Linked DNA regions of Mus musculus: region 1 is linked to region 2. The links are chromatin loops, found by intact Hi-C in ENCODE. Cell type or tissue: heart. All regions are shown on one strand. Links, peaks and the distances in the headings refer to the core of each region. The heading gives the core; the rest is flanking DNA. Region 1 holds the start of D730003K21Rik (a long non-coding RNA gene). Region 2 has its middle 42 kb from the start of Gm4668.

Region 1 (11,374 bases), core at 4,034-9,033, 92 kb after region 2:
TTGATCTCCTTCCTGTGTAGCTGGCAATGAACTTGTATTCCTGATTCTCCTGCCTCCATCTCCCAAATCTTGGGAAGACAGGCATGTACCAGTACGTCTGCTGAGGCTGCATGCTCAATGGACTTTTTGGTGAGATTTTGGGTCAGGAATAAAAGTTGTTAAATACTTTTTATTCATATATAAGGTGATCACATACTTTATATATGTGTTTTCACTTTCTGTTAATTTAGTGATAATCGATACATTTAACAGTTGAAATTCTAATAACTTTAGTAAAATATAATCCACATACCATAAAACTAATTGTATAGTCATTCTTGGCTACCTAGTAAGTTTGAGGCTTCTCTGGGTTACATAAGATCTTCAAAAATAAACCAACAGCAACAATAACAAATATTTAAAATATTTTGGTAATTCTAGTCAAATAATATGTTTTTGTTACTCTATTTTTAGTTTTGTGGCATGTTCCTGTGATTGCTAATAGACTTTCTTTTTGAGACAATTTCTCAAAAATTTCTCTTAAAAATCTTTTTGAGAATTTCTCAAAAATTTCTCTTAAAATTTTTTTTTGAGAATTTCTCAAAAATTTCTCTTAAGTTTCTTTCTGACATTTATTTTAGGTGTATACATATTCCTGAGAATATGTGTGTGCATCATATGCATACAGTGCCAACAGAGGCCAGAGTGGATATCTGATTCCCTGCAGTTAGAGTCACAAATGGTTGTGAGCCACCATGTGCATGCTGAGAACTGAATCCAGGGCCTCTTGCAAGAACGGTAAGAGTTCTTTCTCCAGCTCCAACTTCTCAACTTGTTAACACTATATATTATATGCATATCTATCTCTATCTATCATCTATCTATCTATCTATCTATCTATCTATCTATCTATCTATCTATCTATGGAACAGCTCACATGTTGACCTACAAAGTTCTGTAACTCTAGCCCCAAGGGATCTGATATCTTCTTTTGGCCTTTGCGGCACCAGGCAGGCACACAGGCACACAGGCACACAATACACATAAGTACATGCAGGGAAAGTAGTCATACACATAAAATAAAATAAATAAAATGAAATAAAATAAGTAAATCTTTAAAAATTGATACCCCAAAGTAATACAAAAATCCCCTTTAAGAAAATTATGTTCAGGGGTCTCTGTATTCTCCACATGTCTGTGGGCACCTGTGCATGTCAAAAGATGATGTTGGATCTCCTGGAGCTGTTATTATAGGTGGTTGTGAGCCAATTAACTGCTGAACCAGCTCAAACCACATCTCATAATGAAAGGTAATGCTCCCAAGTGTCCTACAGACAATAAGAGTCAAGGTTAAGTATTGAATGAGAACTTGAGACAGTGTTCTACAAATCCTCCCCTTACAGAAGAGGTCATGAATAGGGCATCTCCAAGTAGTTCCTGAGTGTCAGCTAGTAATGGGAGTAATGTGCAATTTTATGTGTTTTCAAAAGAAGTTCCTAATAGGAAACTAGAATCATTTCTCAGCATAACATAGTATGAGGTCTGCTTAAAATGATTCATGAAGAATGGGGTTTAGCATCTGTTTTACACCATGTTTCCAGTATCTAGGCAAGCACATAGGTAGGAAAGTGACTGATAGTAGGAATTTTATAAAACCTCAAGGCTAGGGTCTAAAAGGATGGCTCAGTGGCCAAGAGCTTATACTGCTCTTTTGGACAATCTAAGCTCAGTTTCCAGCACCCACATGAAGAGGCTCAGAACCTCCTATAGTCCTTGCTCTAGGGGATCTAATGTCTTGTTCTGGCCTCTGAAAGGCACTGTTTTCACATGCACAAGCCCTTAGTGAAGTACACACATACGCATTGTAAGATGGGTTCAAGAGATGATCCCATAGCTAAGAGGACCCAAGCTCCACTCTCAGCTGCCATGTAACTCACAACTCTCTGTAGCTCAAGTTCTAGGGAATGCAGTAACCTCTTCTTGTCTTCCTTGAGCACCAGTCACAGAAAGTGACATATACATTTGAGCAAAACATTCACCCACATAGAGTAAATTAAAACAATTTTTTTTCTTAAATAAATCCTTACTGATGACTAAGAGAAACTACAGATAATTGGAATGCATGACTCTGCAAGAAAAGAAGAGAATATTCTTGCTAGGATGCAGCCAAGATTCTGACTTCCTATTCACTAGGGGCAGCTATAGTTATAAATGAGTCTTAGCCTTCTGGGTGTGTTTGTCATTTGAGTTGCCTTGGGAACGAAGACAAAGTAGCACAGGTGCAGACATAGGCATGGGACAGCCCCGTGTCTGAAGGAAGGATGACTAAGCATTAGCTCCTGGGGAAGGGTGAGAGAGCAGAGCACCAACAGACAATGCAGAGTTCCAATAATATCCAATGATATTGATCGCTAAGTCATGGCTCTGAAATGTTCATTTGACCTCATGTGTCCCTGCACATCCTAGATCTATTTCCCTGTGTTACAGGGAACACAGTGACCTTGCTCCATGGAAGTACTGTGTTATTTCCCCCATATCAGTATCAACCCTCTATGTCTGGGAGCTGGCAAGGTATATAATCAAATGCAATTGTTGCTACTGTATCATAATAAATGCTGGGAAGCTTAGCTTAGTCTTTAATTCACTTAAAGTGAACCTGTTTCTATCTGGGTTATTCTCCAGAGTGTTGGGACCTCTAGAGACCCAGATCCAGTCTTAGACTTTCTCCAGATTCCATGCTTTGGATCCAGCCTGGATTTGGGTTGGCTGGACGGTCTTCCCCATGGGTGTAACAACTGTTTATGATGCCATGTAGCGGTGGAGGGGATAGCTCAGTGGGTAAAGTGCTTGTCGTGCAAGCATGAAGACTCATGTTCAGATCCCTGGCAACTGCATAAAGACTCACGCATGGTAGCACATAGCAACTGAAGCACCAGAAGCAAGCAGACCCCAGGGGTTTGCTGCCCAGCCATCTCAACAGAGCCTCTGCCTTAAAAAGTTATAGCAGAGCCTGATTGAGGAATTGAGGAAGACACTTACTATTGATAGGTATAGTATACACATACACACTGCCTAACAGAAACTGAATGGAGCTCAGTTGTTCGAACACTTGTCTCACAGGTACACGACCTTGAGTCTGATACCTACTACAACAAAAGAAAGAAAGATAAAAAAGCCACAAAACCAAAGAATTCTTCTTGACATGCCTTGGTTTTATCTACAGCAGTGATATTCATCACTATAGTAACCACTTATAGTAATAGAATTAAACACTTAAGACATGGAGGCTTTGGGAAGTGTAAAGTAGGCACTTCAGGGCCAAATAGTTCCTTTTTTTAGGGCTGAGCACCCAGCTAAGATGTGAACAACCAGCACCCAAAATCCAAGCATTACATTCAAGAGGAAGCAGGGCTTCTAATTCAGTAAAGGGAGACTCAGTGTTTCGTGCCTCAGGGCTTGTTGGTGGGATGAAAGGACCATTCTGGAGGCCAGCCCATGCAATGCAAGCCCTGGCTGGTGGCCTGAGATCTCAGCGAGCCCTACATGCTCTCACAGGTCCAAGCTCTGAGACCGACAGAGCCAAGAGGAGGATGACCTTTGGCCTTCACACACCTCCCTCTGCATAGCCCTTGTCGGAGCTCTGCAGTATGTGCTGAATGGAGAGGGAGATGGATCACAGGAATTCAGCCTCTGCTTGAGACCGGATCATGCCCCTTGTTACAGGCTATGCCTGCCAGGGGATAGAGAGAGCTCTGGTCACCCCCATAGACCAGATCATCCAAATGCCCTCCAAATCCAGAGGTCCTCCTAGTTCGTCCTAGGCCACAGCTTCAGATACCGAGCAAAAGGGCCCTCTGGGTTGCAAATCTACACTTTCCAGGCACACGTCCCAGACAGTCTCACGTATCTCCTTCCCATTCCTCTCCTTTCTCTCTGGCTCCAGAAAACTCTGCAACCCTAGGAAAGTCCTGCCGAGTCTTAGGCTTCCAACCAGCCAGAGGGCACGTCCCCTTCTAAATTGACTCCTGGGTCTGACCTGGCACAGTGTGGAGAACTTCCACCTCGTGAGCGACATCAAGTGTGGTGACCTCCCGTCATGGGAGTGACATCAAGGTCAGCATAGAGAAGGACATCAAGGGATGTTGCTGCCATTGTACAGAGTAAACGTGAGCTCTCTTCCTGTAAGCAAAGACATTTTGATGTTATGATTATGATGTTAACTTTAAAAACAACACAAAGACTCAGATGTGATGCTACCTATCAATACAATCCAAGGATTTCCTCTGTAGTCAGCTAATAAAAGCATGATTTCATCAAATGTTAAGGAAGTGGGCCAAGAAGGAAGCTGAGGCCAATGTAGACCTCCCAGAAGCCCTGGGAAATCAGGGATATTTTCAATGGCTATTTTTAACAGCACACTATTTTTATCTGTAGTATACAATGGGATTCTATATTTTTATGATTTCACTTATCCAGTCTCACTAGCGTTTCCTGTGATCTTATTCCTACGTCTGCTAGCAGAAGTTGTTGGAAGAACAAGAGTCCACCCCTCACACTTAGGATCATTCTTACTGCCTACCCAGAGTTAGTCTGATCGAAGTCCTGCTAGAGGTAGAACCTATACAGGCTCTTTGTCAAACAGCGGGGGATGTTTTCTGTATGAGTCAACCATCCCAATCATGGGTATGCAATCACAGGAAGTTAATAACATATAGAAGATAAACCTGAGATGCACGTGATAGTGTTGGCTTATTCACAATAACCAAGATATGGAAATCAGCTGAGGTGCGCATGTTCAGATGAATGGAAAGAGGAAATTGAGATGCACACCATGGAATATTTATTATTCACCATGAACAAGAACAGAATTCTGCTATCTGCAGCTGAACGATGGGACCCAAAGGACACGAGGGGCAGAAAGGCAAGAAATATATGTCATTTCTTAGTCATGGAAACCAAGAGGGAAAAAAAATATCTTGAAAGTAAGATCTCCTTTACTAGGGAAGGTCTGGGGAGGTGAGTGCAGAAGGATCCTAGACACATCAGCATGTCCCCGTACACATATGTGCTAATTGGCACCATCAGAGTGTTCCATATATATTTGTGCTAACTGCCTTTTTCCAGGAACTCAAAATTGAGGCTTTGCCTGGTGTTTTTGCTGGTTTTATGTCAATTTGACACAACCTAACGTCATCTGGGAATAAGGAGTCTCAATTGAGTAAATGTCTCCTACAGGGAGGCCTGTGAGAGAGTTGTGGTACATTCCTTTGATTGAAAATTGACGTGGGAGGGCCTAGCCTATGTTGGCCGTGGTATCCCCAATCCCTGGTGGTCCTGGCTTGTATAAAAAGGCAGGCTGTGCAAGCCATGGCGAGCAAACCAGTAAGCAGCGCTCTTCTGTGGCCTCCCTTCAGTTCCTGCCACAGATTCCTACCTTGAGTTCCTGCTCTGATTTTCCAGGATGATAGACTGACTACAAGTCCTACTATGAAATAAATCCTTTCATCCCCAAGTCACTTTTGGTCATGGAGTTTTATCACAGCGAAAGAAAAGTAGCTAATGTAGGGCTAATGTTGGTCGGATGCAGCTTGTATTCTAATGCTAATTAATGGTTCCTCAAGATGTGGTTGTCTCTGAGGAGGAGTAGATCCTTACATACTCAGTGATGCCATGTGAACCTCCTCTATTTAACTGACCGATAAAGTGCTAGAGCCTGTGACTGGGCAGTGGAGGGAGAAAGGTGGGACTGGAGAGGGTTGCAGGAGGAAGAAAGGAAGACACCATGGACCAGAACCATGTAGCCAGAAGAAAAAGCAAGTAGGAAGGGACTCTATATCAGGGAAATCAGTTAATATAGCCCTGGATCTGCCCACTCTAGGCACATGGTTTGTAAATAAAATACCTGGATGATGTGTCTTTTATATGGGCTTATTAGGATCATAAATTTCTACTACAAATCTAGACAATAGAATTCTGCACTGAGGATGAAGCAGGCATGTGGTGAGCTAGTGCCAGGCTGCCTGTCTCCCTCGAAGCTAGGGGTGTTACAGCTGCTCAAGGTAGGCAGAATGCAGTCCAAGATAGGGCTCTCCTGATATCATTCTCTGTGAAATCAAAACAGATACATTCTGAGGCTCCCTGGTCTAGCCTGAACAAAAGGTCTGCAGGGCTCTGATCTGGCCAGAACAGCCAACGTGTTGCCACTCTCTGAAGAGAATCCCATGCTGGGGAGGTAGCCAGGGTTTCTCCCACTACCATAGCAGCGCCAATGCCAGCATCAGCAGTGGTGGCAAGCGGTGGTGGTCAGCATTGAGCAGCCAGAAGCCACAGCCGCAAGCCCCAGGGGCACGAGCCCATGCTTGGTGGATCCGAGGTGCAGCAATGAATTCTTCGGAAGAGAAAACTCTTTCCCAGAGTGTTGCAGCTCAATAAGACAGTCTCTCTCTCAGACGATTCTTGGTGAAATAACTCGTGTACTTCATTGCATGTAGGTTAGGACCTTCTAAACACTTTAGGAGTACATCCAGGGGTAGGCGTTTCCCATTGTCTCAGTCTGAGATGTTAGAGATGTTCTATCTGTATGGGGAAGGACTTCAGGGGTTCTCCCTGCATGACTGATTGCCATGGCTCTCTCAGTGGGGTGTCATAGTTACATGTTCCAGAACAAGTAAAGCTTGGCAGGGAGCTGGCCCCACTCCTGCTGTCCTGAGATTCCCCAGGGTCTGAGCCTGCTCAACTTTACCAGTGCTTCTGTCTGGTGCTACGGTCCACTTGTCCCACAAGCTGGGATTGCAGCAGATCACGCAGGACTAGTAAGTCGGAGAAGTGAGTCCCAGGCTAGCCAGAGTTATATGGTAAGACCTCCCTTCCCCCCAAATAAATATCCTTTGAGAAGTACCAGAAAGGTATGTGGCCACCACAAAGCAGGCCTGCTACTGAATGCTACAGCTCTACCTGGTAAGAGCTTTACAGATGACGCCTTCGGGAACTGTTGGGTGCAGAACACAGAACGTGCATTTATGAGCCTGGGGGATGTGTCTGCTTTCCAGCTGCTGTGAACAGTCAGACTTGCCTTGTGAAATGGCACCCAGAATGCTTAGCGTTGTTCCACTGGGACCTATGGTCCCCAGAGAGGGCTATTCTGGGAGAGAATGCAGAGCAGGGGTAGGGGAGTGGCACAGGGCTGAAGTGTTGCTTGATGCTGTGTGATCCCTGGTGCCCTATTCCTGTAAGTTCCTTGGCATGTCACCTAGTCCCTAGTAAACAAGACCTCCCAACATGTGACCCAAGAGTGAATGAACAAACAGCTATTCCCCAAACAAAAGGAAATGCCTAACGATCCACTATCTTCCTCTACAGAGTTCTTAACACAGTAGGCCACAAACCCTGCCTGCTTGTCCTAGCTATTAGCAATAGGATGTCTGACCTTTCACAGGGTACAGAGTGGGAAGCATGAGACTTTCAGTTCACCCTCAGTCATAGCCACTTGCAAACTGGGTACCAGCGGATTCACATAGAACAGAGGTGTCTGTGTGTGCTGGTGGGAGGGGAGGTCTGGGTATGACCTCTGTTTATATTTTCTTTTCCCATGTAGCTTTTAAAACTTTAAAGTATGTGCTTTGAATGAGATATTTAATAAACTAATAATATTAATTCCCATTTCTGCCTCCAGGGATATTAACCTGAGATTATTTCCAACCAGAAACAAATGTTTATTGTACTATGTTGGGATTAAAGCCATAGCAGCTATTCTGTCTTCTTGTGTGTTTCCATATATAGACCATAGAACATTGCCCATGGGAGGGGGGGGGGGGGAGAGCATGTTAACGTCATCACACTCACGGGCCTGAGAGCGTGATAGGCATGTGGGCAAGCTGTAGCTCTTAGCTCATTTTCAAGACAGATCTATTGCATTTTTAGGGAATACTCCATTCTGTTTCTTGGTTCAGATATAGCTTCCTTAGACCACAGGGAGGCGAACATTTTCTAGAAAGGTCTATAGTAGATGTTATATGATATGGAAAAACTGGTTTGTTTCTTCTGTGACACCTCAGCCATGCTAACTGTGGTCTCCACAGATAATATACAAAGGAGGATAGTGACCGTGTGCTAACACAGCTGCATGTGTGAACATTGCTTTCTTGAACTACATATAACCCATATGAACTATTACAAAATAAAAATAATACGATAAGCATTCTTTCTTTATCTTTACATGTTTGTTTCCTTTTCCATTCACCCCCCCCCCCAACTTTTATTTCTGACCATTTTATGTATGGGTAAAACGTACTATGATCACATGTACCTGCCCATGACCCTCTCCCTTAACTATCCCATACTTGCCCCGTGTCCTTGTATGTATGCAGGGCATGAGTGTGTGTTCACAGTGGCACTTGTCACACCATGTCCAGAGCACAGTGCTTCATGCACCCCCACCCTCGTCCGGGTCTCACAATCTTCTCCTGTCCTCATTCAAAGCATTTGACCAGTTACAAGTCTCTGTATTCACCACTGTCCACTATAAAAGAGAAGCTTCTTTGGCCAAGCTGTGGGTAGCAATAGTCTGTAGATATAAATATAAGTTCTTAGGAGACGGTGTAGCTATATGTCTATTTTTTTTAAACAAAATATCTACCTTTCCCCCTAAGGCTTATGACCTTCCAAGCCAAAGTTTGTTTTCAGCTTGTGGGTCTGTTTGCTTGAGACAAAATTCTACTATGCATTGCATGATAGCCTTGAACTTACTCTAGCTCAGGATGGCCTCAAAATTAGAGTAGTCCTCAGCCTCACAGAGTGTTGGCATGCCAGGTGTGTATCATGATGCTTAGAGACAGATTTCTTTCTAACCAGTTATAGATGTAAAATTATTCTTAGTTTGTGGATCAAATCAACCAACAAACGAACAAATCAACAAACCAAGCAAACAGTCGGTAAAACTAAAAACAGGTGGCAGGCGAGGTGCTGGGTTATCAACAGTAGGCTGGCTACCACCCCAAACGTCTTCAATGCCACTGGTAAGTTCCATACATGAGCTTGCTTCACTTTCACTATTGTGGCACACACACACACACACACACACACACACACACACACACACAAAACATATACCTTGACTAAAAAAATGTATGTCAACAATGAGATCCATGGATATGGCTGCTGGGTGATATGTTGTTTGCCTAACTCTGTGTATAAAGATAAATATGCATATATACCCTTGCAAGTACTCATAAATACTCATACACCTAGACATAGAACATAAACATATATTCCTTGAAACAATTCAGGATTCTAGACATTTCCAACTGTTGCTTTCACACATTTAGAAGGGTTACTTAGCACTGTCCCCATTTTCTGGTTCTATAACTGTGTTTTCATGACTTGATCTTATCAAATCCCAACACCCCCATCTTCCCTCATCCAACCATGTGGTTAGTCACCAGGTCAAGCCCAGTTCCTTGAACATTAGTGGATTTCCACCTAGAGTCAGGATGACAATGAGTGGGTTTGGCTGTAGGTACATGGAGTATGGTAACGTAAGGATCCATGAGTCACTGAAGAATGATACCCCAGACTCAAATAGTACGTAAACGGAGAGTGTTTTACTTTGCAGAAGTCCAGCATGCTGGGGTCTCTCCAATGCCAAGATAGAGAGACAACCAAGTGAGCTTGCAGGCCTGATTTAAAGCACATTAGGTAATTCTGGGATAGGTGACTTCTATGTTAATCTGTTGGGTCTATCTCTATGGACATTCCATTACTGGGGTGTAGGAGCTGTGAACCTGCTGGGAAGATCTAGAAACTGTTGCTGAGGAAGTCTGGAAACTGCTGCTGACCCATTGTCCTTGCCTCACGATAGGTGGCAGGGCAGCTTCTGAGGCCTGGACTTGCCTGGACTTGCCCAGTTCTTAGAAACAGAGATTTAGGCCTAGTCTCCTTAACTGCCAATGTGAAGCCTGTCATGGAATCAGCCTAGCTTCCATAGGCCTTCTCAGTACCTATCAGAGCGATTTGGAATTTCATGGTTCCAGGAAGTAGCTAAGTAAGTTCTGTATTCAGCTCTTGTTCTAACTGGCATAGAGTCCAAAGTGAGCAGGAGTATTAATCAAGGAGGAAGAGCCCGTGTAAATGTGGAAAAACTCCAGGATTGTGGCTTGGAGGTCACAAAAGTAAGTTGGAACTTCCAGGAACCTCTGCCTGATGCTTCCAACTTCAAACACACCACCGACTTGCAGGGAACGCTGGCACAGTTGATTATTTTCTAATGGACATCTACCCAGGTGAGGAGCTGGGGAACCTGAAGGAAGAGACCTGGTGAGGGACACAGAACTGTATGCTTGGCTTCTGCCCTCTGTCACAGGGAGACAGACATCAGCAGTTCCTGTGTGACCCACAGCAGCTGAGTAATGCGCTCTGAAATGTCCTATCTCAGTTGGTAAAGTGCTTGCAAACCCCTGGGTTCCAAGCTCTGCAAGGCACAAAGTGGGTATGGTATCGTATGCCAGCTATCACAGCACTTGTCAGGCAGAGGCAGGAGGACCAGGAGTTCAAGGTTTTCTATCTATTGCTATCTAGTGGGTTGGAGGCCAGTCTGAGCCACGTAAGATGCTACATACGAACAAACAAACAAATGGCAAATAGCTAATGTGGGCCTTCCATACCCTACCTTGTAGATTCTTTCTGCCCTGAGACTATGAAGAGATAGAATCCTGGTCCTCAGATGTCTCCCCTAGCTAAGTCAGCACAGAAAATGGACTATGTAAACTCCCTTTCCTGTAGAGCTGGTCTGAAGTAATCCGAGATGGTTTTTGTAAGACTTGGTAAAGTTCCTTCACCCTCTTTCCAGTACTGTCCTGGGGAGAGGGGGAGTCGGCCTTTATCCTTGGGAGATTGCACAGATTTAGAAACTGATCTTACACGGAGGACAAGAGAACAGCCTAAGAAGTCACCTCTTCTCTGCCTGGGGGTTTTCTCCCTCCTGCGGGGTGCTCAGAGGGCTTCTCCTGGAAGCCCTAGGACCAGCAGGCCTGGCTTCCTGCCTTTCTCTAACCAGGGTGGCAGGGGGCCTGCATCTGCCTCCCAGCAGCCTTCCTGTGTTGACAGCACCCTTTGTTCTTCCTTTCTCCCTAGGGAAGATGTTGGCTTGTCTGTTCTGGGCAACAGATTTGGGAAAAAACACACTTTTGTCTTTTAAAGGAATTTATCATTGTTCTTCTGAAGACTCAAAAGAAAAGTCACCTTACACTGATTTCAAAAGCAACAACAACAACAAAAACCAATTGAACACCCCCTCGCCCCCTTCAAAAACAACAGGAAGGCATGATTCAGGCCATGCATTTTAAAATTACTAAATCCACAAAAATGTGAATGTGTGTGTGTGTGTGTGTGTGTGTGTGAT
Region 2 (11,374 bases), core at 4,296-9,295:
TTCACATGGATGCTAGGGGTGGAACTCAGGTTCTCAGGCCAGAACAGCAAGGTGCTTACTTCGAGCCTTCTGTTCTGGTGACACCGCCTGAGGCACATGAGGCACATGAGGACCAGTTGAGTAGGAAACAATTCTTATGATGGGGTGAATTTAGCTAGAGGTGGAGTTAAATATAAAGTCAAAACTGATATTTCCCGATATCCATTGCGATAAATAGATGCACAGAATATGCATTGCTTTGGCTGCCTTTTCAACCACCCTCTTCTTCACAGAGAAAATTGGTTAAGGTGTTGTGGGCTCAGGGGCTTCCTCTTCTGCCTGGGTACCATGTGGTATCCCCTTGTTCCCATGGTCTTAATGTCCGGACAGTCAGTATTGGTATTCCCAGATAGCAGCTGATACCTACAAACCACAATCCTTGGCCCAAGCCATGTTTTCATCAGCTTTTAGGACTATCCAGAACTCTAGGTGGCAGAGTCTGGGGCTTGAAATAGAAATGTTCTCTTCAAACCCAGCCATGCTCCAACATAGATTCGTATTGGATAGTTAGCACTGTGGACCCAAGATAGTGCCATGGTAAACTTTCTCAGTTAAGGTTATTCCATGGGTATGGAGAAATGTGCTTTCCCATGGGGTCAAGTTCAGGATGTAGATACACCACAAACTTGCTGCTCGTAAGGAAGGATGGTATGGGGTAAGGAGATACCTCAGCAGTTAAAACGCATGCTGCATATGCGGGAGCATGAGGGACTAGAGCGTGGCTCCCCAGGACATGTCAGGTGGGTGTGGGCTCCTACCTATAATTCTAGGTAAAGAAAGTGGCGACAGAGCATCCCCAGAGCAAGCTACCTAGCTAGGCCAGCCACACAGGAGAGCTCTGGGTTCAAGGGAGAGTCTCTGCCTCTATGACTAAGGTGGGGAATTAACTAAGGAAGATTCACAGCCTTAGCCTGGGGAAGGTTAGAGAATTAGCAGAGTCCAGGATGATGGTTTGGGTTTTGAGCTGAACCATCGCAGAAATGGTGAACTTCTTTCTGAGATGGAATTGTGTGATGGGGAAGGAACAAGTAGGGAGCGAGCTTTTATCCTTGGCATGCTGTGCATAAGATGTCACAGGACGCCAAGTTTACCCAGATAAATGGAGAGCACAAGAAAGGCGAGGGTCGGTGATGTTGTTTTGAGAGTCACATGCTAGGCTCAAAACACAAATTGGATAAGATTACGGGGGCGCGAGAAAGAAAACAAGTAACTTCTCAATATCCAAGCATAGACCAAACCCAGGTGTCCACCGAGGTGGTGTGTGTGCACAATGGAACTGTTCCCACCGTGAAGAACAAGGTGGTGCCATTGTGGAATAGAATAGATGCAACTAGAGACTGTCATAGGAAGCAAATTCAGCCAGGCTGGGCCAGGCAGTCATGTTTATTCCCCTATGTGGTTCCTGGATCTCACATGGATACAGAAAGTCCTAGATGTCAATACGATGCGAAAGTAGAAGCGAAGCTGTCTGGGGGAACCAAGGAACTGATGGGAGACAGGAAGATGAAGGAAGAGTAGGGTACCTGTCAGGTGTGGGGGGTATTCCCCGCCTATTCAACATTTAATATATACTTGCATGAAAATGCCCTTCTATCAATAAAATGAGAGAAATCCAATTTGAAATAAAAGTTAAAGCTTCTCCTGAGATATCAGGAGAAGGGGGAGCCAATGAAGGATTTTGAGAAGTGCATCCTGGGAGATGTGGGGCCAGCAGAGGTGTCATCATCTCTAAGGGAAAGCAAGCCCATGAAGGAGCGGGCTGAGCTGCATTCGATGATGTGTTAATGACCTTCAAGACTTTCAACTTTAGTTTAGAGCAGAAGGATTATTAAATAGCAATGGCTATTCCCAGGGCTAGGGTTCACCGTGCACATAGATCATTGCACACACTTCTCTCTTCTGATATGAGGAGCATGAGCGATTTTTGTCTACTGCCTACTACAATGTGTGAGGGGAAATTTCCATCCATTATTACAAATGAGGAAAGCCTGTGGTAGGGGCTTGGCTATAGCTCAGTGGACTGAGTGCTTGTGGACAAGCATGGGGGGCTTTGGTTTGATCCCCAGAACCTACACACAAAAGGTCACACTTAGGGCCACATTTATAATGCCACTGCTGGTTAGGCAGAGGCAGACAATCTCTGGGACTCATTAGGCAGCTAATCTCGCCAGGCTACTTGTTGTGTTTCAGGTCAAGGAGAGAGCCTGTCTTGTGTATCATTTGGTGTCGTTTACAAAAGCCAAGCTGCCAGTTAAACACGGTTTTCTAACTCTGGTGATTGTCTGAGAAGATGTACAGTAGGCTACACTGTTCACTGTTCCTCAAAGCCTTCTTCTATGTTTTGTTCCAGAGTTCTTAGGCTAGTAGGAAAATCTGTCCTTTGCTAGGAAAGGGGGAAGGGAAAGTCTCTGTCCTTGGTTTGGCTTCGTTTCTCCAGCCTTACTCGACTGCATATCTTAGAGCTTCGGAACAGAATGTCAAGGGTCAGTGTCTGCTACTTGACCTGAGGGAAACAGCAGATAAGTGCATGTATGAGCTTGTATATGCGTGTGAGTGTGTCTGTGTGCACGCGTGCATTTTCCATAGATGGAAATCACGACAGCTAATAATTTGCTGCACCCTCATCATGTTTTGCCCCTACATAAACACCAGGGCTGCCATGCCTGAGTGTCATACAGGAATCATCAGGCTCTGGGCTTGCGGAAGCTTCGATGGCATGGGTGTCATTTTAGATATCTCAAGCAGCACCGTTAGGAGAGAGAGAGACAGAGATAGAGACAGACAGAGACAGAGACAGACAGAGATGAAGAGAGAGAGAGCAAACATTTAGCAAGCCATGGGAAGTTTCTATCCAGGGTTCTCTCTAGCCTGTGAGAATCAGCTGCCTCCTGAAGCTAATGCAGCGTCCGGAGCTCAGAGCTGGGTATCTATCTCGAGGGTGCTTCAATCACAGAGGTTGCCATAAAACGAAACTTTTCTCTTTTTTCCTTTCCTTTCTTCTTCTTTTTCTTGACATTTAACTCTGCAGTCTACGGCACTGGCTCTCCCAATCCTCCTCTCTCCGAGCTCCTCTCCTCTTGACTCCTACTCCATACGCATGTGTGAACGGCCCTGTTCCAGATGCCATCCGTTCACAGGACTTGTGTCTTCCCGTGAAGATTTATTTGTTAGTTTATTCCGGGAAGTGCCTCTGCCACGGAGGTGCTGAGAGCACACATCCTCTCTGGCTAGTCATCCCAGGTTCCTGTGGCCATTGTTTGCTGGAGAGGTGTTGAAATCTCTATTGGAAACAGTCAGTAAAAGGAGTCTATGGCAAAGTCTCCCTTTGGACAGCAGCGATAAGGAAACACATGTCCCTACACCAACCAGAAAAACAAATCTCTCCCTGACCCTCTCTCTCCTTCCCTTCTCCAAGTGCCTACACAACAATTGTGTAAGGAAACGTTTTAAAGTAAAAGTGCACTGAGTTCAGGTGTCTCAGCCCTTGACTTGGGGATGCCAGCTCTGAAATGGTACCTCCTTGGAACTTGACAACAACACAAATGATGCTTCAGTTTCAAACATTTTCCTCCTCTTAAAAACGCCGTAGGGGCCGGAGAGGTGACCCAGGGGGCAAAGCATCTGCTGCACAAGCCTGGGAACCTGAATTCCGGTCCCCACGTCCATATGAAGGCTGGGCAGTGCTGTGTGCATCTGTGACTCCACTGTTCGAGAGTACAGACAGGCAGAACCCAAAGTCCTGCTGGTCGTTGCGTTTATTATACATAGATACCATGAAAGTAATGTTAATGGTGGATTAAAATATTGCTATCAAATAGATCTCGAGGAAAATCTTTTCCACTATCATTATTCTGATCTTTTGGTGATAATGTTAACTTCAGACACAGGCAAAATTTACCAGGCTGTCTGCGGAGGAAGGTGAAGGGGGGACGACGACGACTCATAAGCAGTTATTGCTTCATCCATCTTCTCCGATTCAGTCACTGGGGACTTAACAATAGAAACAATATTGATTCATCATATTTGCTGAAGCCCACCCAGAAGAAATCCTCTCCCACCCATGATATTTCTGAGAGAAATGCTGGCTCGGGGTATTGCTTCTTCCAAAGGTGATCTGGCAGAAAGCAATATACTGCCTGGAATTCACAGCATCTCTCTGTTTGTGAAAACAAACAAAAATTCATTTCTGCTCCACCCCCCCCACTCTTCTCCGTCTCCTTTCTCTGGATTTATCTCACAGAAATCAATTTCTCATCTCTTCCCCACTCGATTTCATGAGTGCAGAGGGGACGCTCAGCAAGGCAGGGTGGAGTTTGGAAAGCTCGCTCAGAGCACCCTGCCTCCTGTGCAAGCCTGGGAGGATTTAATTAAACTCACTACAGTGCTGACTTCAGGCAGATGAGCCCCCTCACAATTCAATCTCTTTACTCCTCACCTAGTTCTGTTCTCCCACTTTTCCATAACAGGTATTTAATATTCATGAAGTGAAGCACATAGAAATTAAAACAAAGGAACAAAAACACGAGCCAATTTTGTGGGCAAGCGGGATGGCTCAGCAGGTAGAGGTGCTGTGTGCAAGCCCAGAGGCCACCTGAGTTCCATCCAGATCTCAGAAGGTGGCAGGGAGAATTGACTCCAGAGTTGTCCTCTGACCCCCAGAGTGCGTCATGGCAAGCATGCTTTTATACATACATACACACACACACACATACACACACACACTCATATACACACTCATAATTTTTTTAAATAAAGTTTAGTGATTTCAATATTTTAGCCAAATCCCCTTTTCACACAATAAATGGCTATTCTGCTTTCAAGCAATATCACTATGTATTCCAACAATATTTTATTTGCCTTTTTTTTTTTTAAGTCAGAAGTTCATGTGGCCCAGGCCTTGAACTTCATGCTCCTGCCTCAGCCTCCTGGCTGCTGTGGTTATAGATGCACGTGCCACAGGGTCTCCACTTCACCATCAAGGAAACAAAACCCGGAGATTCTAACCAGTTGGTTTCAGGGCTACAGGAAAAGGCGACACAATCCAACCTCGATTGAACCGAAAGGCTCTGCTTTCGGATACCTTCTGTGGAGGTGGTAATACTGCTATTTGAACTTAGATCTCTCCAATCAAATTCTACCTTAACCACATTTCCTCCCTCTTTTATTTGTCTAAAAACCACCCCTACTTTGACTATCATGGTATCTTTCGAAAGAAAACAAATACATGATTTTTTATCCCTCTTCTCAATTCTGGGCAAAGGCTAAGGATGGTTTCCTGGCACTTGAGGCTCTTTTCACTCTTTCTGAAAACCCCTTTCTTCTTTTGTCTTGTAGCTGCTTGTTACCCTGTGTTGCAAGGAGTGTGGCTTTCTCTCTTCTCCAGGCAGCTGCCAATATTTAGAGCTTGCCTGCACAGTTCTCCCACCCCCTCCCATCTTAAACTCTAATGAAATTGTCCCCAAGCTTCAGATAAACAAGACAAAACACTCGATGTACAATCCTAAGCCATAGGAAGATGAAAGGAGGAATCCGACTCCCAAAGACGGGGTGGGGGCGGGACAGAGAGAGACAGAGACAGAGAAAGACAGAGACAAGAGAGACAGAGACAGAGACAAGAGAGACAGAGACAGACAGACAGACAGACAGACAGGGGCGGGTAAGGGAGAGAGAGTCAGACAGACAAAAAGACAGACAGAGACACAAACACCAAGACACACACATAGAGAAATAGCTCACACCTTTCAGAAGAGATGATTTTTAAATGCTGTTCAGTTCCGACTAACATTCTAAGATTTTGTAGGCAGAGCTGAAAACCCTTATTTTCACTGGGCAGCATTAATGACCACAAGCCCTGCCTAAGCGAGAAATATTTTCACTGCTTTGGAGAGTCGAAGCCTTTCCCTACCAATGCTTAGGTGGCTTAGTGTTTCCTCTTCTCACACCCCTGCTTTCTCGGTCTTAAGCTTCTATTTATTTTCATTTAGTTTAGGAGGAGACACAGGATTACTCCTCTTTCGTGGGGTTCCAGAACTGATGTCAAGTTTAATTGAAGGCTGGGGGAACTGATCTGATGGCAGAAAATATGAATTGGTCTGGCTGCCAAGGAGCAAATTATAAAGCTGGCCATGGGCTTCGAAAGCCATCCCAGGTTTCAATTTCGGAAAGCAGGATTTAGGAATAACGAATAACTGAAATCAATGTCTGAGGCTCAAGAGGGGAGAATGGAGCCTTACCTGCTCTGCGTCCATCCTATGAACTTCCCTACCAACTCCAGCCCCAATTTCAAGCAGAATTAGTCAGAGAATGGGACATTCAGGAGACCGTGGAATTGTCAAAGCTGGCAGAACCAAACACGAGTCACCCTGTGGAGAAGTCTGGGGAAGCCATGTTGGGGTGCAGATAGATAAGCAAATCTGTCCCACACCGTCTCACATCGGGGCTCTGGGTCCTAAGATTCAGAGGGTTTTATTATTGTTATAATTGTTGATTTTGTGACCCAGAGCCAAAATAAGTAAGTACACCAAATATCCAGCTTTGCATTTAAGGCATTTTGGTGTCTGCACTGTGTTAAAGGAAAATGCTCCCCCCACCCCACCCCCGTTGCTATGTATATTGGCAAATATCCTATCCAAAGAATTGTGCTCCAAGAACTCTGGAAACACCTGCCAGTAGAAAGCTTGGGAGCCTTGTTTAAACAAGCATGCCTGCCAACTTTCCAGGGCTGTTGGTTTTGTGGAGTGAATAACTTGGATTATTTCAATATCTACTTGGTGGATAACAGGATCACGGCCATGGCGATGAGACCAGGCACCAAACGGCCTGCGATTGGGTGGATCTTTCCGCTCTAGCTTTAAGAAAACATTGTCTTCTGAATCTAGCATGAAGAAAAAAGAAAAACCCAAACAACAACAACAATAACAATGTAAGCACGAGGCAGTGCTAATCCCACCGGCCCCTCCATATGCCTGGGCTTTGGAGAAGTCTTGGCTTTGAACTCACAGACACTGGTAGTTTCTTTTCCAGTTGCTGTGGTGAAGCGATCTGAGAAAAGCAGCTCAAGGGAGAAAGGGTTGGTTTTAGTTCCGGGCGAGAGTCTGTCACTGTGGGAAAGTGAAGGGGGCGGGGACTGGAAATAGCCAATCAGATCGTATCCACACTCAGGAAGCCGAGACAAAGGAACACACGTGGCCACTGCTCAGCTCACTGTGTCCATTTATACAGTCCAGGACCTCCTTCCCTAGAAAATGGTCCTGCCTGCCATAAAGATGGATAGTCCTGTGCCAATTAGCATAATCAAGCTGAAGCGCCACAAGCATGTCTAGAGACTTACTTCCTATTGGTTCCAGGTTCTATCAAGTTGAAGTTAAGACTAGCCAACCATCACATATGGTTTCTAAGAAACACAGAGAATCCAAAGCTCCAGTCTCTACTGCATGCACAGGTGGTAAAATGTGTCCTTCAGACCAATGGTTCTTAACTTGTGGGTCACAACCCCTTTAAGGAGTTGAATGACCATTTTAGAAAGGTCACCTACGACCATCTGGAAACACGGATACTTACATTCAGAACAGAGGTAAAATTACAGTTATGAATTAGCAACAAAAATAATTTTATGGTTGGGGGTCACCACAACCAGAGGGACTGTATTAAAGGGTTGAAGCATTAGAAAGGTTGAACCACTCTCTGCTTTAGGCTATCAGGGCCACATAGATTCTATTTGAAGTATGTTGCATAACAGAGAATCAGGCATCCCACTTGGCCACCATCACACTTTCCAGTTTGATTGTAAGTTTGAGTGCTGACACTATTGCACAAAGGAATGAAGAGCTCATTGATCATTGTCCAATAGGCAAGGTGCTCTCTCGGTGTAGTGAGTAAAGACTATGGATATATAAGCCATCATGGCCAGCCATAAAAAATGCATGCTCCAGAAAGTGGGACTCGGTGGCTTTTGTTTGCTTCTCAGCAGCTCATGTGAAGTTATTTGAAGTAAGGGAGTTGCGGTGGGAGGGATGGCACATCTCTGCTTGCAGAGCATAAGGTGTTCACTCTGAGCTTGCTGGGCTCTGTGGCTGAGTATGGTATGGTGTGTTTCTCTGGGCAGAAACCATGATGTTATACCCAAAGTGTCTCCACCTGGAGGTACTGCCTGCTAGACGGGCTTGGGAGGAGTCACATGGGACAGCTGCTTCTGAGTTCATTCTTCCTCCAAGCTGGGGGAGCCCTGAGATTCACTTCTTACTCTCTGTTTCTCGGTCTCCCCATCTCATAGCATGAGAGTTAGGACTCTGGTGATGGCTCAGATGGTAAAGTGTTTGCTGGAGAAATATGAGGATTGGAGGTTTAATCACCACAACCTGTGTAGAGGTGTCATGTGCTTGTAATGGCATTCCTGAAGAGATGGAAAAGTGAATGTGGCTCCGAATTAGCCTAGCTTCTGACCTACTTATGGAGACTCTGTATAAAAACAATAATGGAGATGGTCCTGATGAACAATACTCAAGGCTGTCCTCTGGACTCCAGAAATATGCATGACTATGTACATGCACACACACACTCATGCACACATATGCACACACACACACACACACACACACACACCATCTGTCCACTAGTTCAGTGGATACTAAATTTTGGGATTCTTAAAGCTATACTAGAGATTTCACAAATACAACATGTTAGAATACGCCCAAATTTTAAAAGAAATAAAGCAAGAACCATCTGTCAGGTCCTACAATTAATGAGTGCATTGAAGAATTATGCAAAGAACACACAAAAACTCATATGCTCTGTCCCACAACTCTACGCGCACATGCAGATAGCACGCATATAATGAACTTTTCTACACTACTCTGGTATGTGAACTCTGCTCTTCTAGAAATGTGTTTACCCCCCTGGGAGGAATGTCTCCGCCCGCCCAAGGAATGCAGTGGGCAAGAGGTTTCCTCTCCCCTCCTTAGCAATGCAGCTTAGCATGTTTGAGGGCATTATGCAAACAATCCCCATGCAGCCACTTCTGATTCCTGAGCACATCTGGCGATAGTGATATAAAATATTCGGTATGACTTTCATGGTTTCTCTGTCCCTATTTTGAACTCTGTATGTTGAGCCATCCAAATAAAAGCTCCACAGAAAGCCAGTTAAGGGTCCTTCTGCAGTGTTACCTTAGTACCCTGTTTCTGGTGGATCTTGTTTGATTTCAGCTTCTTGCCACCAGTCACTGGCAGACACACACACGTACATGCACACATACACACCATACCACATACACACACCACACCACACACACATACATACACACACAAACAATGCATACATACACACACATATACACATACATACACACACACACATTACACACAAACATATATATATGTATATATATATATACATAAATACACACATATATGCATATACACATATAACACACACACACACATACACAACCCCCCACATAATCTGATGCAGTAGAATAGAGATGGGTAGTCTAGGAAATTCCAGTAAATCCAACCCCAGTTGAGTCTGCAGCTCTGTGGAGATGGAATATTCTAGAAGCCCAGGATTCTAGGCAGCACCTCTATTTTGACACATATAGATATCAGTAGGACAAACACTGTTTTACCGAGTCAGGCCGCCTATGTCAGCTGAAATAAATTGCTGTTGCTATCACAGCTGACTACTCTTGGCAGGGAACACAGCTACCAGTTAATGCAAATAGAGACACACAAGAAAAGCAAGGGGGAAGATAGCCTTCTCAAGGTGAATGCTACCATCTCAATTCTTTTTCTCGAGAATATAAAACACTAAGGTCAAGTTGTGATTGCAGTATTGCTTCCTGAATGTTAGGGTTGGTGTTCAGGTACCCCGGCCCGTGTAAACTTCAAATAAGCATCTGTCATTTGATAAATCATTCAAGGTTACATCAGAGAAACACAATCAGTGAGGTCCGTCTTCCTGTCTGTCTATCTTTTTTATTACCATGACAAAACACCATGACCAAGGCAACTTATAGAAGAAAGAATTTATTTGGGCCTTACAGTTTCAGATGGTCTGATGAGTTCATGACCATCAGGGCAGGGAGCACGGCAACCATCAGGCAGGCATGGCATACGAGCAATGAGTGAGAACTTACATCTTTATCTGTACGAAGGAGGCAGAGAATGCTAACTGGGTATTGTGTCACACCTCACCCCCCAGTGATAATCTTCCTCCAAGACCATGCCTTCTGAGGTGTGCACACCTCAGACCATCTAGTCCTTCCCAAACAGTTCCACCAGCTGGGGACTAATCATACAAATATATGAGCCCCCACCTATATTCTTACCTAACATTATATTATGTGGGCCATTCCCATTCAAATTGCCACACTATCTCCCCTGCATCACCTATCTATATATTAATCTTAATTTCATTTCTCATTTGTTATTCATATTATCTATCTATCTAACCTATTATAATATCAATCTATCTTCTGTCTCATCTATCATCTGTTATCTATATCAACTTTCTAATTGTTGGGGATTGGTTCTAAAGCTTTGAATTAATCCAGCCCCCAAAGTTGGGAATCTGTGTGTCCAAATGCTGAAGGTCCTTGTCCCCAGTTGATTTTTGATCAATCAATAAAGACTCAACGGTCAGTGGCTGGACAGGCAGTCTGAGGTGAGACCTTTAGATTTGCATGGGCTAGGGACTAGGAGGAAGGAAGCAGAGATCGCCATGATGGGGAAGAAAGACCAGATCTAAAGTCCCGCCAACATGTGAGAAGCAGGGAAAGTGATCCACACAGGCCACTTCCCCAATTGTATTTTGGGGTAACAGAGATGAAATATAGATTTTTAAAAGGTGTTAACTCAGGATTACCAGGGGGGTGTTTGCTAGCAGTGGGAAGGATTGGAAACACCCAGGCATTAAGCTAGTCAAGGCATATTAAAGTTAGCTGGTGTGTGCATGTGTGTGTCTTTCATTCACAAATCCAGATAGCTCTTGGGTGTGTGTGTGTGTGCATGCAACCTGTCAGTTTAGCTAAACTAATCAGAACATCTAACCTAGTATCTACTTCATCTATCATCTTTTGTCCACCTTTATCATCTATCATTTGTCTATATGTTTTATCATCTATTTTTCCTGCTAACTAGCTATAAATTGATCAATCATCTGTTTATCTATCTAACTATCTCTATAGCTCCATCTGTCTGTCTACACAGGACCTGGCTTGGCAAGCCTGTGTGCACACCTCAGACCATCAGGAAGAAACATTTGGGAACTAAAGGCAGAAACCATTGTCTTCCTTGTCAAGGAAATGTTATTTCTATTATTAAGGTCTTTCCATTGACAA

What was found. Hi-C counts contacts between places; a loop is a spot of excess contacts. Peaks named below come from ENCODE experiments on the same cell type or tissue, not always from the same donor. Only the 100,000 strongest peaks of a DNase experiment are listed, where the experiment ranks them.
Region 1: a loop joins it to region 2, with 1.8 times the contacts of the local background. A loop is called at or near these places in 5 of 42 quality-filtered maps.

The regions. Positions count from the first base shown.
Region 1 is chr9:116,317,390-116,328,763 of GRCm38, forward strand. It overlaps D730003K21Rik (a long non-coding RNA gene), which reads left to right and starts at 9,934. Exons shown (of 4, transcript XR_871324.2): 1 at 9,934-10,256. In heart, for the core only: no CTCF peak of the experiment used is centred there; DNase peaks (open chromatin) are centred at 6,782 and 7,092; H3K27ac peaks cover 1,079 bases.
Region 2 is chr9:116,225,420-116,236,793 of GRCm38, forward strand. No RefSeq gene overlaps it. Among named protein-coding and RNA genes, the nearest start is that of Gm4668, 42 kb to the left of the region's middle. In heart, for the core only: no CTCF peak of the experiment used is centred there; DNase peaks (open chromatin) are centred at 6,732 and 7,182.